Linked DNA regions of Homo sapiens: all the other regions are linked to region 2. A link is a loop called in an ENCODE intact Hi-C map of the cell type or tissue named here. Cell type or tissue: heart left ventricle. All regions are shown on one strand. Links, peaks and the distances in the headings refer to the core of each region. The heading gives the core; the rest is flanking DNA. Region 1 overlaps NF1 (neurofibromin 1). Region 2 holds the start of TEFM (transcription elongation factor, mitochondrial). Region 3 overlaps NF1 (neurofibromin 1).

Region 1 (2,539 bases), core at 40-2,539, 300 kb after region 2:
ACTATTTATAAAGTGAATATAGAAATTTATGAGATTGACTATTTTAGAGTTTCATTTGAAGACATTTATTATGGCAATATTTTTGTCTTGAAAAATCACATGAAATTATTCTTAGATATTTGGACTTCTGATCTTAAATTCATTCGTAGTGTAAATTTTTTTTCTAATGATTCTTGGTTCAATGTACCTCATAAGTTCTCTTCTCCCATGGTTCTTTAGCCAGTCCACACATTTTTTTTAAAGCATCACATTCTCAAATAAGATAAAAGTTTTAGTGATGTGTATTGAGGGTTTGTGTAGAAGTAGTAAGGTGTTTGGAGTTCTACTTTTGTGAAACATACTCATACTCAGTTCATAAGTACTGAGTTTAGATCTAAAATATTCTAGTGTTTCTTCTTAGAAAATCTAAAATATATCCACTATTTGATTCTTATTATAATGCAGGTTCCTAGCAGTTACTAAAATAGTAGTTGTACTGTCATCTTTTTTATTATGATGTGCCATAAGAGATGAATTAATAGTTGTAAGATCTATGTTATATGCATAATCTTCATAGACTTCCTTTAGGTTAAATTAGATATGTAATTGGGAAATTTAAAAAGTAATATACACACTTATGAACCAATTATCTTAGCCATCACTGGTACATGCTATAGCTGGTATATTACTTATTTCTGTTTTTTCCTTACGACAATTTATCGTAATTTACATATGGATAGTTCACATACTGAAAATGAGATGATTGCTTTCTACTGAGAGGTTGTAGTTGAAAGGAATTGTTTCCAAGGCATTTGAAAATTATTTAAATCTCTTAAGGAATTGCCACATAATTTGTTCATATTATGTAAGTGTTGCCATTTGGCTATAAACATGGTATTTTCAAGGAAAAAAAGAGTAAGTCTACTTTAATTGACTGGTGTTCAGGAAGGGCACATTTAGTAACTGCTCAAAATACTAAACTTTTTTGCCAACCACATGATGTCTAGTTTTTCATACTTATTTTATTTGAAAATGTGTATTTTACTTTAAAATGAATATATTATGAAAAATGAAAACTATGAAAATTACTAAATCTTAAGCCTAAAGTTATTTTATGTGGTGCACCTGGTACCACAATACGGTTTCAAAAGCTATTAAAAAAAGACACAGTAATTTGAATAGGATGTTATATGGGATGCCTTTCTTAGTTTATCAGTTTCTGACAAGATCTTACGAGATGTGTTGGGTAAGGAAGACCCTTCACTCAATGTACTTTGTTATTATTCAGCTTTTTGTTACTTTAGGCTGATTAACACAAGCTGTATAATTTAGTAAGTATAAGGAAATCAAGTTGCATTGGTTGCTTTGGGCAAGTCAAAATTGCTGAGAGTTGGAGGAATCCATTATACTATCAGACTAAAAATTGATCATTTGTAGAAACTAGATTAAATAAAGTAGGAGTTGAGGGAAAAATGTAAACAACCATACTGTCCCAAAAAAGCATTTCTTCCCTCCCAGTTTTGGGATTCCTCCCTGAATGGAGTTCAGTATTCAAAATGTGTATCATAAGTTGGTTTTATATTTTACTATCCGGCGAACAGGATTTGTAATCCACAGTTTGGGTTAAGGTAATATAACTCGATGCTATTCAAAATATTCTGAGAATTCCAAGTGAAGAAATTAAAATGTCGAGACTTCAATTAGCTTAGTTTTGAATAAGAAAAAATCTGGGACTGAAATGTGAGAGATGTGAGGCTATTCAATCCCTCTTATCTACAATTTGAATGTATTATTCTTCCAGATTTTTTAAATAAACATCTGGAGTATTATAAATTAGAAGCCTACATTTTAGGTCATTTAATGCATAGTCTACATATGTAGTGAAAATTCATCCAGTCAGTTTTTTATTAAATGATAGACTTTAAAGATATAGTGATTTTCACAATTGTCATTTTTTAATAATATATCAAGTAATTCATTTTAAAGTTAAAGATACACTTCCAAATAAAATAGGCACTAAAAACTAGACATCAGAGTTAAACAGGGTAAATTGAAATAGAAAATACATAAAATAATTGTTTAAAAAATATTTCACTAGGATCAGTTTGTCTTTGTTTATGGTAATTGTTAGTCTCCCATATATCATGTCATCATTGCATATCAATTTATAGGTTTACTTAATAGTTTTATTTCATTTACTAATTTCATGTTGTAATTATCATTGTTGTCTGTAAACATATAAGTAATGGTTTTCCACATACACTTTTAATACTGTGTTGAACCACTAATCACTTTTAAAGCTTTGATAATAGCATTCTTACCTGGGAAAATATATGCCATGTATGCACGTGTGCCAGAAATTGTAAAACATTAAACTTAAAAAAAAAAAAAGAAGATTGGCTACAGATTAGCTCTCTGAAGACTTTATTTTTCAAATTCACTGGCTAATCATCGAGAAAAGATGTCTCACATGCACATGCTCATAAAGTGGGCAATTTGTCTCATGCTCACTATTATGTTTTATAATATAATATGTATGAGTTAGTGTTTGAATTAAAGA
Region 2 (5,018 bases), core at 1,134-3,633:
CATCAACTGTTCTTTCTACCTACAATGCCCTCCTCTCCCATCCAAAGGATCTCTCTTTTAAGACCTAAATTGAGTTCTTCCAGTAAACTTTCCACAACAGTCACAGCCCATTGTTTTCTCTCCTCTCAACTGCCAATTTACTATCTGTACATCTCATTATTTGGTAGTGATCATATACTTGCCAACTAAACCTGAAGAACCCTGTCTTAGCCACTTCCCAACCCAATGCCCAGAAGAGTGCTTTCTAGAGTAGGTTCTCAAATATTAGGCAGTATAGCAGACATGAAGAATATACCTTAAGTCTTTCTCTTTCTATGTCTGGTTTGAGGAGCTTTCTCAGGAACCGGTTTTCCGGTGACTTTCTTTTTTCCCGTCCAGTCTTTGGACAAAGTATGGAGTTACAAACTTGAACTGTACTTTTATACTTAAACAAGGGCACATTCATTAAACTCTCTAAATTCTGAAATGGCCCAAAGTTTTCTCTGTGCTCTACGATATTGATGGACCTTCTTCCACGAAGCAATCGGAAAGCTTCAAGTTCTTTAGTAGATGCTGTATTCAACACATGCAAGATGGAAGCCTGCTGTTCTGAAGAGAAGAGCTTGTCAAGTGCATTTTCGGGCTCCTTTGCATTTTCATCACAAAAAGTAACATTGGGAGTAATTTTCTTAGGTGTAGTGGATTTTTTCCGACAGCAGAAATTATGTAAGGCCCAGTACAGGGATGACCTCGACGGGGTCAGAAAGCATCTCCACCTCTCTAAAAGGAAAATTTAGCAAAATATAAGTTGGATGTCCTACTTCCTTTGGGGTTAGTTGCAAGCTTGACTAGATCCTTTGCAAAGTCACAAATACTTTCCTGGAATTTAAGAACTAATAGAGGACAATATTAAATTGTCTTGGAGAATCATCTTTTTTTTTTTTTTTTGAGACGGAGTCTTGCTCTGTTGCCCAGGCTGGAGTGCAGTGGCCGATCTCGGCTCACTGCAAGCTCCGCCTCCCAGGTTCACGCCATTCTCCTGCCTCAGCCTCCCAGGTGGCTGGGACTACAGGCGCCTGCCACCACGCCCGGCTAATTTTTTGTATATTTAGTAGAGACGGGGTTTCACAGTGTTAGCCAGGATGGTCTCCATCTCCTGACCTCGTGATCCGCCCACCTCAGCCTCCCAAAGTGCTGGGATTACAGGCGTGAGCCACTGTGCCCGGCCCGAGAATCATCTTTAAAAGAGGATTAGTTTTTAAACTATATTATATAGAGTTTTAAATAGAGCTTTTGTTGTTTTCAAGTCACGAGAGATGTCTCCCGATATTTATGGATCAGTCCGAAGTTTTACTACCTAGAAAATTGTATTTTATACCCATCAGGAAGCAAGTAGTTGAAATAATTATTCCAACTGCTTAAAGTTTCTGATATTTTTAATTTAGAGGAATCTTTTTGTAACTAATATTTCCTGTTAAGGTTTGTCTTAGGCCGGGCGCGGTGACTCACGCTTATAATCCCAGCACTTTGGGAGGCCGAGGTGGGCGGATCACCTGAGGTCGGGAGTTCGAGACCAGCCTGACCAACATGGAGAAACCCTGTCTCTACTAATAATACAAAATTAGCCGGGCGTGGTGGCACATGCCTGTAATCCCAGCTACTCGGGAGGCTGAGGCAGGAGAATCGCTTGAGCCCGGAAGGCGGAGGTTGCGGTGAGCCGAGATCGCACCATTGCACTCCAGTCTCGGCAACAAGAGCGAAACTCCGTCTCAAAAAAAAAAAAAAAAGGGTTTTGTCTTCACTTCCATTTTCACATTTTAGTATCTCATCTGGTGGAACTAAATAAAATTAAATTTTGTACGTTTATAAGAAATGTTTCAGCTAAGTGATAGATTTAAGGGCAGTTTTACTTTCTTCCGTACACTTTTCAAGACTTCTACATGACGTTTTTGCAAGTATGAGAAACACCATACAATGCATAACTTTGTAAAACCAGTGGGAAGTCACTCTAACATCGCAGCCACAGGAAAGTAATGTGGCCAGAGGTAAGCAAGCGGCTGTGAGAATGTGAACCATCCGCCCACTCTGAGGAGCCACCCGTGGACCCTGAGGCCGGGGAAGCACAAATGTTCCGAAAACTGCCCCGTCAGCTAGGCTGGGGCCCCAAGAGAGGGGCCTGAACAAGGGACATGAGGAAGGAAACACTCTAGGACATGAGGGACATGAGGAAGGAAACACTCCAGGTTCCTCCAGAATACCTCCAGCCGTATTCCATTAGCCTCTAGGGTCAGAGGCTAATGACAGACGGGAAATCACCCCAGTGTTCCAAGCACCCTACCTCCCGCCGTATTCCATTAGCCTCTAGGGTCAGAGGCTAATGACAGACGGGAAATCACCCCAGTGTTCCAAGCACCCTACCTCCCGCCGTGAAGAGGACAGACCCGCTCATCTCCAAGTTGAATCAGTAGGTCCAGTCTTCCTCCATTGACTTCCGGTTCCTGCGTGCTGCGCCCAAAAGCGCTCGGCCTGCACTCGGCGGAAAGGTTGTTGTCCAAGCGGCGTTCCGGGGCAAGGCCCGAGGTGTGTCCCGCTGAGCAGTGGGTCGTCCGCGTCTGGGCTGCGGGCTTCCAGGCGGGCGCCTGCCGAGGCCCTGTCCCCGGATCCCGAGTCCCTGGCTGGCCCGCAGTCTTCTTCCACTGCACCGGGGAAACGTTCTTGCCCCTACCGACTCCTGAGAGCCGCTGGGCCGAATCTCCAGGAAGGCGATTCCGAGGCCAGTTTTAGTCTGTAGTGGGTAAAGTGCCTCCTTCGTGGAGACTCCCTGGGTTTCTCCTAGACACTTAGATTGAGGAGCTCCTGTTGGGGCCCAGCCTGTGGCGCCGGGAGCGGGATCAGGTAGGGGCAGCGTAGACAAGGTCCTCAAATAACCTTTTCACCAGGTAGACTGGAATAACGGGGAGAGATGCGAAGTGTTTGAGGAGCTCAGCGGGGAAACAGGGCAGGCAAGGGATTAGGTAAAGGCGAGGGAGGAGGAGATTGCGTTGGCGCTGGAGCGGTATTCCTCTTAGAAGGGATAAAGGGAGATGAATGTAGCGCCGAATTTAGTTGGTCCTTGAATAATGGGTGGAGCAGTTGAATACTCCACCAGATAGGAAGCCTGAAGTCCCCGAGGTTTATGATTTGCAGTCAGACTGGAGAGTGTTCCTAGAAAATTGGCCATATACTGTATAGCGAATGTGAGGCTGGATTGCAGGTGAAGAGCCTGGGAGCAATGAGAAGTCGCGAAGAGAGTGTATCTTCCCAGGTGAGAGGCAAGCGTAAGGAATTTTTTTTTTAACAGTCTTGCTCTGTCGCCCAGGTTGGAGTGCAGTGGTGCGATCTGGACTCACTGCAAACTCCGCCTCCCGATTTCAAGTGATTCTCGTGCCTCAGCCTCCCGAGTAGCTGAGATTACAGGCGAGCGCCACTACGCCCGGCTAATTTTTGTATTTTTAGTAGAGACAGGTGTCACCATGTTGGCCAGGCTGGTCTCGAACTCCTGACCTCAGGTGATCCGCCCGACTCGGCCTCCCAAAGTGCTGGGATTACAGGCGTGGGCCACTGCGCCTGGCCAACCGTAAGGAATTGAACCTAGGAGATGTAAGGAGAGTGGAAAGAAAAGAATTATTTCTGGAAGATGGGGAGCCAGTTTTGTGAAAAACGGGGAATTCAGGAGGGAGGGAAAGGTGATGAGTTTGCGTTTTTATGAGGCAGCAATGGGTTGATTGTTTGTGTCTGGAAGGCAGTGGGGATGTAGGGGAATCATAAGTATTAATAAAATGTGCTGGTCGGGAGCAGTGGCTCCCAAAGTGTAATTCCAGCACTTTGGGAGGCCGAGACGGGCGGATCGCTTGAGCTCTTGAGTTCCAGACCACCCTGGGCAACATGGCGAAACCCCGTCTCTACGAAAAAATTAGCCGGGTGTGGTGGAGCACGCCTGTTATCCCAGCTACTCAGGAGGCTGAGGTGGGAGAATCACCTGAGCCCGGGAGGTAGAGGTTGCAGTGAGTGGAGATCGTGTCACCACACTCCAGCGTGGGGGACAGAGCCAGACCTTGTCTCAAAAAAAGAAAAAAAATTGCTCATAGGAAGTCTAGAAACCTTGGCAGTTTCTGGGGAACTTAGGAATCTAACAAGAAATAACATCAACTTTTTTCTGCAAAATCCTCCAAATCAGGAGGAAATAATTTCCTCAACTGTAGGGCTTATTCAGTTTACTGAGATGTTATGATTGAATTGCATCCCTCAAAACAGATTTGTTGAAGTCCTAACCCCCAGTACCTTATTATTTCCAAATAAGGTCATTGTAGATGTAACTAATTAAAATGAGGACAGGAAGGCCGGCACGGTGGCTCACGCCTGTAATCCCAGCGCTTTGGGAGGCCGAGGAGGGGGGATTACGAGGTCAGGAGATCGAGACCATCCTGGATAACACGGTGAAACCCCGTCTCTACTAAAAAATACAAAAAATTAGCCGGGCGTGGTGGCGGGCGCCTGTAGTCCCAGCTACTCAGGAGGCTGAGGTAGGAGAATGGCGTGAACCCGGGAGGCAGAGCTTGCAGCGAGCTGAGATGGCACCACTGCACTCCAGCCTGGGCGACAGAGCGAGACTCTGTCTCAAAAAAATAAGTAAATAAATAAAATAAAATGAGGACACGCTGGACTGGGGCAGGGACTAATCCAACATGGCTGCTGTTCTTATGAGAAGATGACTCTGTGAATGCCATGTGAAGATGGAAGCGGAGATTGGAATGATGCTTTCTACAAACCCAGAAAGGCCAAGGGTTGCCAATAGTCACTAGAAACTAGGAGAGAGGCATGGGCCAGAGTCCCCTTAGAGCCCTTTGAAGGAACAAGCCCGGATAACACCTTGATTTTGGGCTTCCAGCCTCCTGAACTGGAGAGAATAAATGACCAGTTTGTGGTCATTTGTTACAGCAGCCCTAAGAAACTAATACAAGAGGCCATAAGGATTCCTGGTGTTGCTTTCAGAGATGGTC
Region 3 (3,669 bases), core at 15-2,514, 310 kb after region 2:
CATTTCTCTTTCTTCTTAATTTCCCTATCATTAAACTAACATACTTTGATGAGATCTCTGTTCTCATCCTATTACTAAGTTATATATTATTCAGGTATAATCCTGGTATGGGGGATAGAAGTGACCATCGATCACAGTGTCTACATCTATACTGTTGGTTTAAAAAATCTCCAGATTGCTTTTGCCAGTTTAGCTTTTCTATCCCCCTTTCTTTGTGTTATCAGCTTTCTGTTATCATTGGCTCTGCCTACAAATACTGTATTGGAAAAAGAATGAGGTGAAAATGGGTGTGGTTAGTACTTGAGTTAGTGTGATTATCATTATTATTATTATTTTGAGACAGGGTCTTGCTCTGCTTCCCAAGCTAGAGAGCAGTGGAGCAGTGATGGCTCACTGCCTTCGAACTCCTGACCTCAAGCCATCCTCCAGCCTCGGCCTCCCCAAGTGCTGTGATTACAGGCATGAGCCCCCATGCCTGGCTAGTAGTCAGTTATTGTCATAACTACTCTTACTGCCTCAGATGATATTAAATTTCTGAGAACATCACTCTGGTACACAGAGTAATTAGGAACAACGCAAATAATAAAAATGAGTCATAATGAAGTGATTAACAGCATGGACGCTGGAGACTACCTACTAGCTATGTGATTTGGATGACTATTTAATCTTTCTATGCCTTAGTTTTCTCATCTGATATATTGGGATCATAATAGTTCCTATCTCAGAGATACTGTTAGGAAAATTGAAATAGTACATACAATGCTTTAGGAACAATGCCTGGTGCATAATAAGCACTAAATAAATGTTAGCTATTATTGCTATTAATAAGATACAATTTAACACTAATTAATGCACCAAATGTAATAGTTCTATATTGTGTCTTTCATAGGATGACATGTTTAACCTTTGTTGAGCTTCTTCAGTCCCTGGAGAGCAGCATCAAGCAAGGTTTCTTATCGTTTTGCTCAGTAACTGGCTTTTTAAAAAGTGTTAAGGTGCTTTCGATTTTGGTGGCATATTTTTTAAATTACTGTAATACAGGGAGTTTGTAACTACATGCCTATGATTCCAAGAGTTCTATGAAACTTCGTGAATTTTTTAAAAATGTGTATTTATGAGTAATTTTTCTTGGAGAGTGGAGAGGAGAGAAGAAGGAACATTCCCAAAGGATCAGTGACCCCAAAAGAAGGCCTGTGATACTTTAAGCCTGAAAAACCCATTCAAGTTTGAAAGTCTAATTAGAATAAACAGATCTTTGGCATGAAAAAATTCCATAAAACCTGTCAGTGAAACTCTATAAAAAAATGAAGTTCCCTTTCTCTTCATTCCTTTGTTATGTGTTACAAGCTATTTGTGGCATTATTTCATCATGAAGGTCACATAATACTAGCAGTACTCTGTTTACGTGGTGATAATTCACATTCAAAGCAGGCACCAAACTCACCAATGCCGTTTCTACTAAATGTTGCTTCAAGAAGAATTTAAGCAAAACTTGCCATTTTCCAAGGATCATTTAAAATGGAAATTATTTGCTTTGCTGCCATCTAGTGGTTAATAAGTTTTCTCAAGGTAACCATAAGTACATTAAAATAGAAGATTCGTTGTAAATATTTGACCATTTTGTCTTTTACATAAAAAATCTGAGTCTTAGTAATTTAGGAGGAATGTAGGAATAATTATTAAATGGTCTCAATCATGGTATTTTTAAAGTAATATGATTTTGTCTTCCATTTTAGTACTCTCAATTTCTCAAGCCTCCTAATTACTCAGCTTGCATCGTTTCTTAGATCCCCCTGATCATTTCTCCACACTGAAGTTATGGCAGTCTCTTTAAAAAGCAAATCTTATTATGCCCCCTCTCAGCTTGAACCCTTTTAGTTGAAATTGCTCTTGCTTATGAAGACCAAACTCCAAATAGATCTACAGGGTCGTGCAAAATCTTTCTCCCATCTACCATTTCTTCCACATGTAGCATTACATTTTTTGTCTTCCTTTACTCTATTCATGATGGTCTTCCTTTCAGTCTTTCTAACCACATGCCTTCATACCTCCCTTGCAGTTGCTTTTCCCTCTGCCTAGAATCTGCTTACTCTTAACATAGTAATTCCTACTCATTCTAAGCTATTGTCACTGCACTAAGGAAGCCTCCCTGAGTCGGACACTTTTCCATGTTATAGGCTGTCATAGCAGCATGTACCTTAATAATAGCTCTTATGTGATTTGCATTTTTATACTTGTTGATCTGATTATTTCATTGATGATATCTTCCCCCATGAGACTACATGCTCATGGAGGATGGGAAACACATCTTCTCTTTTTCATTGTTGTGTCTTTGGCATTCAATAAAAATGATTTGGTTTTGGATGAATTTATATGAATGTCAGAAAATAAGCTAACGGTTTTGAATTACAGATATATTGCAGTGAGGGCTTACCTTAGTCATTATAATGGGGAAAAATCTATAGTTAGCAAAATAAAATATGGGACACAAGTTGCATTGGCTTCATATATTCTTCTTTTTTTTTTTTCTGAGACAGAGTCTCACTATATTGCCCAGGCTAGAGTGCAGTGGTGTGATCTCAGCTCTCTGCAACCTCCGCCTCCTGGGTTGAAGTGATTCTCCTGCCTCAGCCTCCCAGGTAGCTGAGATTACAAGCACCCGCCACCAAACCGGCTTGTACTTTTAGGAGAGATGGGGTTTCTTCATGTTGGCCAGGCTAGTCTCGAACTCCTGACCTCAAGCACTCCGCCTGCCTTGGCCTCCCAAAGTGCTGGGATTACAGGCATGAGCCACCATGCCTGGCCAAACCATATATTCTTGAAGTGCAAATATATGCTTCCAAGTTAAGAGAAACATTTTAGTCTCTAAATAGGTAGGCATTCGGCAGGGCGTGGTCGCTCACATCTGTAATCCCAGCATGTTGGGAAGCCGAGGCAGGTGGATCACCTGAGGTCAGGAGTTCGAGACCAGCCTGGCCAACATGGTGAAACCCCATCTCTAATAATAATGCAAAAATTAGCTAGACGTGGTGGCGCATGCCTGTAATCCCAGCTACTCGGGAGGCTGAGGCAGGAGAATCGGTTGAACCCAGGAGGCAGAGGTTGCAGTGAGCCGAGATCACGCCATTGCACTCCGTTTCAAAAAAAAAAAAAAAAAAGGTAGGCATTCACATTTTTACATAACGTTAATTTTCTTTGCTTAGTACACTATATTTTTCCACGATGAAAAGGACCGAAGTATGGGTATCTGCCGATGCAAATTCTAGCCTTTGCTTTGTTACCAGCTGTGTGGATTTGGGCAGGACCTTTGTATGGGTCAAGAGGGCTGTACAGGATAATCATGCAATCCTTATCCAACATGTATGTCCTTTACCTTTGATCACAATCATGTATAAGCTCAAAACCAGTAAGTTCCAAACCAGAGATACGTTCTTTAGCCAGTTTACTATTGTTGGAAAAAAAATTATTCCTCATATTGTTGATGTAATTTTTAATGGGAATTCGTGGTTTTTGTTTTCATTAGGATTTTCCCTGGACATTATTCACATTAATGAACAAGTATAGATGTGGATTAAAAGAATCCCTAACAAAAGAAGTTTTGATTTAATAAAATTTTTATTTTATTGAGATAAAAATACTATACCCACATACCATAAAATTCACCATCTT

What was found. Hi-C counts contacts between places; a loop is a spot of excess contacts. Peaks named below come from ENCODE experiments on the same cell type or tissue, not always from the same donor. Only the 100,000 strongest peaks of a DNase experiment are listed, where the experiment ranks them.
Region 1: a loop joins it to region 2, with 2.4 times the contacts of the local background. A loop is called at or near these places in 20 of 110 quality-filtered maps.
Region 3: a loop joins it to region 2, with 5 times the contacts of the local background. A loop is called at or near these places in 20 of 110 quality-filtered maps.

The regions. Positions count from the first base shown.
Region 1 is chr17:31,203,546-31,206,084 of GRCh38, forward strand. All of the region lies in intron 11 of NF1 (neurofibromin 1), which reads left to right. Among named protein-coding and RNA genes, the nearest start is that of OMG, 92 kb to the right of the region's middle. In heart left ventricle, for the core only: no CTCF peak of the experiment used is centred there; no DNase peak of the experiment used is centred there.
Region 2 is chr17:30,903,771-30,908,788 of GRCh38, forward strand. It overlaps TEFM (transcription elongation factor, mitochondrial), which reads right to left and starts at 2,468. Exons shown (of 4, transcript NM_024683.4): 1 at 2,398-2,468; 2 at 296-759. The coding sequence starts at 2,428. RefSeq lists enhancers at 2,958-3,227, 3,206-4,006. In heart left ventricle, for the core only: no CTCF peak of the experiment used is centred there; a DNase peak (open chromatin) is centred at 2,521; H3K4me3 peaks cover 2,272 bases; H3K27ac peaks cover 949 bases.
Region 3 is chr17:31,214,800-31,218,468 of GRCh38, forward strand. All of the region lies in intron 13 of NF1 (neurofibromin 1), which reads left to right. Among named protein-coding and RNA genes, the nearest start is that of OMG, 81 kb to the right of the region's middle. In heart left ventricle, for the core only: a CTCF peak has its summit at 1,549 (motif pointing left); no DNase peak of the experiment used is centred there.